2 separate regions of the Homo sapiens genome follow, and region 1 is linked to region 2. Evidence: chromatin loops called from intact Hi-C (ENCODE). Cell type or tissue: PC-3. All regions are shown on one strand. Each heading gives the region's core, and the rest is flanking DNA. Links, peaks and the distances in the headings are about the cores only. Region 1 holds the start of LOC105373231 (a long non-coding RNA gene). Region 2 overlaps WDR64 (WD repeat domain 64).

Region 1 (2,923 bases), core at 227-2,726, 54 kb before region 2:
ATAAACTTGGGAGGAATATTTTGTTCTGAGGATATCCACAGGGAAACTGACTCTTGCAAAGGCTGAGTAATGTGCTCAGTCACACGGCTAGCAAAGGAGCCACTCAGGATTTGAAGCCAGGTCGTTCCAACTTTGTTCTCTCTACTATCTGATGCTTCTTCTTTCAGTACTTTATGGTATTCGGCATCTCCACTGTGCACAGACTTTCTGGGAACCTCTGTTTAACAATTCTTTTGATGAGAAAAAGGAAGGCTGCCACCTCCACCTCTGTTCCAAAACAAAAGGAAGAAAAAAAGAACCCACTCTCTGCATCTTATCTGCCCATCACTCTTGCAATCCCGTATCTTTCTTTCTGTTTATGGTAGAACAGCTTGGAGGAGTTGATATCTCTGCTTCCTCACCTCCTGTTGCTCCTCCTGGGTCCCTGCAGCTTACTTTTGCTCCCACCACTCGCTTTTTAGGTCACTCCACTCCTCTTAGTTCTCAGAACTTAAAGGACAGCTTTCTGCTCTTACATATTTGACCTTGGAAAATTAACAAGTGTTAACCATTCATTCCTTCTTGAAACCCGCTCTTTCCTCATCCCTGTGAGTTATTGTCTCTCTGGTTCTCTTTTTGCCCAACACCTGTCTTGCCCACACTCATCCCCAGGCTTTTTCACTACCTCTTTTTGTTTCATCTTTTCCTTGCATGTCAGAAATTTCTTAGAGTTTTCTGCCCTATCACTTTCCCCACTTCTCTTTTTCTCATTTTATTCCATGTATGTCAGAAATTTCTTAGAGTTTTCTGCCCTATCACTTTCCCCACTTCTCTTTTTCTCATTTTATTCCATGTATTTTCTCTGTGTCAGAAATTTCTTTTCCTTGCATGTCAGAAATTTCTTAGAGTTTTCTGCCCTATCACTTTCCCCACTTCTCTTTTTCTCATTTTATTCCATGTATTTTCTCTATGACGTCCTGCCCTTGCCAGTCTCAACTCGCTAAATATATCTGCAGTTCCAGACTTCATTTGAAAGTACATCTCAGTGTGTGTCTCAAGACACCACATTCCCAACCCACTAGCCCCCTTCCCATTGCCTTGCTCAGTACCCATTGCCTTACTCAGCACCCTCCCCAAGCCCCCAAACAGTTGATTGCTGTGTATGAGGCAATAATATAATACTTTCAGATTCCTCCTTTATGACTTCATGTATTATGATGATTTATTTACACATCTTCACCTTCTGTGGTTGATTAGCTACAAAAAAGCTCATGTTCAATGTTTATAATAGTTTCTTCCACTTTAGCATAGTTTCTGGCCTAAAGTAGTTCAGTGAATGTTTATTGAATAAGTGACTAATACTGCAGATAGGTCTTTACAGAATCAGTTGAATCATCGTGGAACAAATCTGGAAGCACAATAATAAAGCTCTCCTTTCCAGCTCAGTTTTCTGTGATCCATGAAGATAACCTGAATTCCTGAGATGAAAATATGGGTCACCTTTGTTGAATATTTAAGTATGTCACTGAGGAACATTGCTCAGTTGTTGACAGAAGTTGGTCTCAAGATCTCATCCCAATGACAAAAGTTAAATAAGCTTAGCTTTGACCACAATGACTCCATACCAAAGCCCACCAGAACACAGTAGAACATTGTAACTCAGGTCCATTAGTTCAGTCCCAGTGCTCAAGCATACTGACGTAGAACTGTAAGGTTATGACAAATGTGATTCATTCCCCAAGTTCCCTTGTCGAGTTTTTTATTTTTTATTATTATTTTTTGATTTATCATGATTTTAGTAATAAGAAATGGAGTAAAGGCATTGCAGAAGCCTTCATTCCAGCTTTGCCATCCATGACACCCGCGTTTTCTCTTCTCAACCCTGAATTCATGCTTATAATTTATCCCCAGTAGATTTGACTCAGTCTATATGGCATCACTTTGGTGAGAAAGCTCTTAGACCTTAGGAGTAGCCTTAAAGATTTATATTTCTTTACAACCCCATTTGTCAAACAAAAGTCTGACTATTATAGAGACGTTTTTCTTAGTCCTTTTTTTTTTTTTTTTTTTGAGATGGAGTTTCACTCTTGTTGCCCAGGCTGGAGTGCAATGGCGTGATCTTGGCTCACTGCAACCTCCTCTTCCTGGGTTCAAGCAATTCTCCTGTCTCGGCCCCTTGAGTAGCTGGGATTATAGGTGCCTGCCATGACGCCCAGCTAATTTTTGTATTTTTGGTAGAGACAGGGTTTCACCATGTTGGTCAGGCTGATCTCAAACTCCTGATCTCAAGTGATCCACCCACCTCAGCCTCCCATAGTGCTAGGATTACAGGCGTGAGCCACAGCACCCGGCCTTCCTTAGTCTTTTACGCAATACAACTGAATTGGATAAGATATAATTGAGCGGGTATTTCTCGCTATAGTCAATCCGTCAATAAGCACAGATTAAGCTCTTAGAGTGAGCAAGGCATTACATTAACACAGTAGATAATCAAATGAAGAAAAAATGTGATTGTTGTTTTTTAGAACGTCTGCATGTTGACTCATTTAGAATTTGATCGCATGTTAGGTAATAAGCTAAGTTGGTCCTAACCACCTAAAGCTGTCTGCACATCATAACCCCCTTGATATCTTTAATGTAATAAAGATGCACTAGCACCACACCAGACACAGCTGAATCAGCGTTTTTAGAGGATTGGGCCTGAAAATACGTATTGTGTTTTTAAAAAACCCAGTTCTCAGCTGGTTCTAATGCAGCCAATGGAATCACTGGTTCAGATTTTATCTTGGTAAAATCCTGTTGAGATAGTTGGATACGGCAAAACCAAAAGAACCACGTTAATTTATGTCTACATTTTTAGTGACCCAATTTTTAGAAATTTAGGCAAATTTGTAGTTTATAATTTTGGAAAGTAAAACCTCAGAGAAAAGAAAAATGTAAGTGC
Region 2 (2,923 bases), core at 142-2,641:
GGCCTCGAACTCCTGGCCTCAAGTGATCCTCTCACCTTGGCCTCCCAAAATGCTGAGATTACAGGTGTGAGCCACTGAGCCTGGTCATCCTTATATCTTTTAACTAAAACAGGAAGTAGCCTGTTGCCTGAATCTTCTGCCTTTAGTCCTGTCCCTGTCAAATCTGTCATCCAGGCAGCATCAAAGATGAGCTGCCCACAGCACAAATCTGATCGTGTCATTTCTCATTTAAAGCCCTTCCATGGCCTTCCATTTGTTATAGGATGCTCAAGCTCCTTATTCTTGTAAGCATGGTCTGGTCCCTACCTATTTGTTTGTCTTCATTTTTAACTACTCCCAGTATTACTCCAGCCACACTGAGATACTTGTAGTTATCCTTCACAAACCATGCAATATTTTACCTCCATTATTTCGTTCACATTACCTCTTCCACTTGAGATTCACTGTCTTTTCACTATCCTCTAGAAACTGCCTATCTGAGCCAAGCTAACTCCTGATAGTTCTTTAGCTATAATTCAGCAATTATCCTCTTCAAAAACCTCCCCGTCTCCCCAGCCCTCCAGGATCTCTGCTGTACTTCTACAGTGCAGGTACTATACCTCATTAATCTTGACATTCCCAGTGCTAAGAACAGTGCATGATACGGTGGCAGGTATTCAATAAAAAGTGCTTCTAAATAAAAGAGTTTTAGGGAGAGGATTTCCATGCACAATCAAATTTTTTTCCTAATTGACTTTTGCAAACTTTTCTTTGAGACTGAGTCTTGCTCTGTTGCCAAGGCTGGAGTGCAATGGCATGATCTCAGCTCACTGCATCCTCCACCTTCCAGGTTCAAGTGATTCTCATGCCTCAGCCTCCCCCGTAGCTAGGATTACAGGCGTACGCCACCATACCTGGCTAACTTTTGTATTTTTATTAAGGATGAGGTTTCGCTGGCCAGGCTGGTCTGGAACTCCTGACCTCAAGTTATCTGCCCGCCTTGGCCTCCCAAAGTGCCGGGATTACAGGTGTGAGCCACTGTGCCTGGCCGACTTTTGCAAACTTTCAATCTATAATTTTAAAGTCTGTTGCAAAAAGGAAGTGCTATAATGATAATTATGATAACTACAAAAAATAAAGATTCAAAATTGGAGATAATTTACATTTACATTAAAAGCCTACAAGGCACTTTATTGTGTTTCAATAGTTTATAATTTATCACCATAGTTTTTCTTTTTTTTTTAAGCAATCATTTTTTGGTACCTACACAATTATTTGTTAACTGCCTGGTTCTGACTCACTGTGCAGTCATCTTCTTTCTGTTTTTATTAGCTATAAATAAGATTTCATATATCAAATACATATAATTGAACCTAGTGTTTCCAATTATATGTAGAGTTGAAAAGGGAAGTAGGCTAGAATTGGTCTACGAGGACATGCATTTTGTTCTGTCTTTTGTGCATATTACATGATAACGTTATTATGACATAGTCACTGTGTATATTGATTTTAAAGGGCTTTTAGCTAAGAATAAAACCTACTTATCATTTAAACTAGCAATGAATGACATTCAAATTGCAGTTCCAAACTGACATTTGTTTCAATATGAGGAAAACTAATACAGTATGTTTCCGTTCTATGACAAAATAATTGTTTCCAAATTCCATAAACCAGCTATATTATTATTCTATTTTTTTTTTTTTGCAAGGAAGCTTTATGGTTAATAATAATAAAAAAGGAAATAAATTATATTATGGTTGTTTTGCTAATGTCAGGGAGAAAAAAACTGAAGACTTTTCTCAATTGCTCCTGCTGTAACTTGCAGTTTTCTTCCATTCTTTAGTGTCTGACCACTTATCTCTCTAAAAGCTGAAAAGTGCAAAAGGTTTGATTAGAGTACTATAATATTAGAGTAAATCAAAAAAGTTAGTGAAGATCCTCGTTAAAAAAACAATTGGTTTAAATTTTTATGGGAACAAAAAGGTACAGTTTTCTTATTCTCTATTCTTCAGCCTCAAACATATGCCCCAAACACTTCATCCCTCAGACATGCACACATGCGCCTGCCTTGTTGAGGAGGTGTAAGCATATCACAAAAATAGCTTTCTGAAGAGATGTTAAATTAAGTTGTTGAATTCAACATATACAGCTACTTTACTCAGAAAAAAAAAAGATTCCTTTCAAAATATTACTGCTCATTGAAAATGCACCCAGGAGCTCTGATGGAGATGTACAACGTGAATGTTGTTTTCATGCCGGTGAATACAGTATTCCTTCTGCAGCCCGTGGATCAAGGGGAAATTTTGACCTTCAAGTCTTATTATTTAAGAAATACATTTTGTAAGGCTATAGCTGCCATAGATAGTGGTTCCTATGATAAATCTGGTTGCTCAAAGTAAATTGAAAACTTTCCAGAAAGAATTCACTATTCTAGATGCCATTAAGACATTTGTGATTCATGGGAGGAGGTCAAAATAGCAACATGGACAGGAATTTGGAAGAAGAGGATTCTAACCCTCAAAGATATTTGGAAGGGTTCAAGACTTCAGTGGAGAAAGTGACTGAAGATGTAGAAATAGCAAGAGAACTAGAATTAGAAGCGAAGCGTAACTTGCTGCAATCTCACGATAAAACTTGAATGGATGAGGAGTTGCTTCTCATGGATGAGCAAAGAAAGTTGTTTCTTGAGATGGAATCTGCTGTGAACATTGCTGAAATGACAACAAAGGACTTAGGATATTACCTAAACTTAGATGATTGGGCAGAGGCAGGGTTTAAGAGAATTAACACCAATTTTTGAAAGAAATTTTACTGTGGGTAAAATGCTATCAGCATCACATGCTACCGAGAAATTTTTCAAAAAGGACTAATATCCATAATATATCTTCCTAATTATCTATATATACATATATATATATTTCTAATGTATCTAATATACAACAAA

Evidence for each region. Hi-C counts contacts between places; a loop is a spot of excess contacts. Peaks named below come from ENCODE experiments on the same cell type or tissue, not always from the same donor. Only the 100,000 strongest peaks of a DNase experiment are listed, where the experiment ranks them.
Region 1: a loop joins it to region 2, with 2.1 times the contacts of the local background. A loop is called at or near these places in 4 of 110 quality-filtered maps.

Annotation. Positions count from the first base shown.
Region 1 is chr1:241,815,889-241,818,811 of GRCh38, reverse strand. LOC105373231 (a long non-coding RNA gene) reads right to left here and starts at 922. Exons shown (of 3, transcript XR_949325.3): 1 at 665-922; 2 at 402-524; 3 at 180-267. In PC-3, for the core only: no CTCF peak of the experiment used is centred there; a DNase peak (open chromatin) is centred at 1,391; H3K27ac peaks cover 1,412 bases.
Region 2 is chr1:241,761,534-241,764,456 of GRCh38, reverse strand. All of the region lies in intron 15 of WDR64 (WD repeat domain 64), which reads right to left. Among named protein-coding and RNA genes, the nearest start is that of EXO1, 85 kb to the left of the region's middle. In PC-3, for the core only: no CTCF peak of the experiment used is centred there; a DNase peak (open chromatin) is centred at 1,296.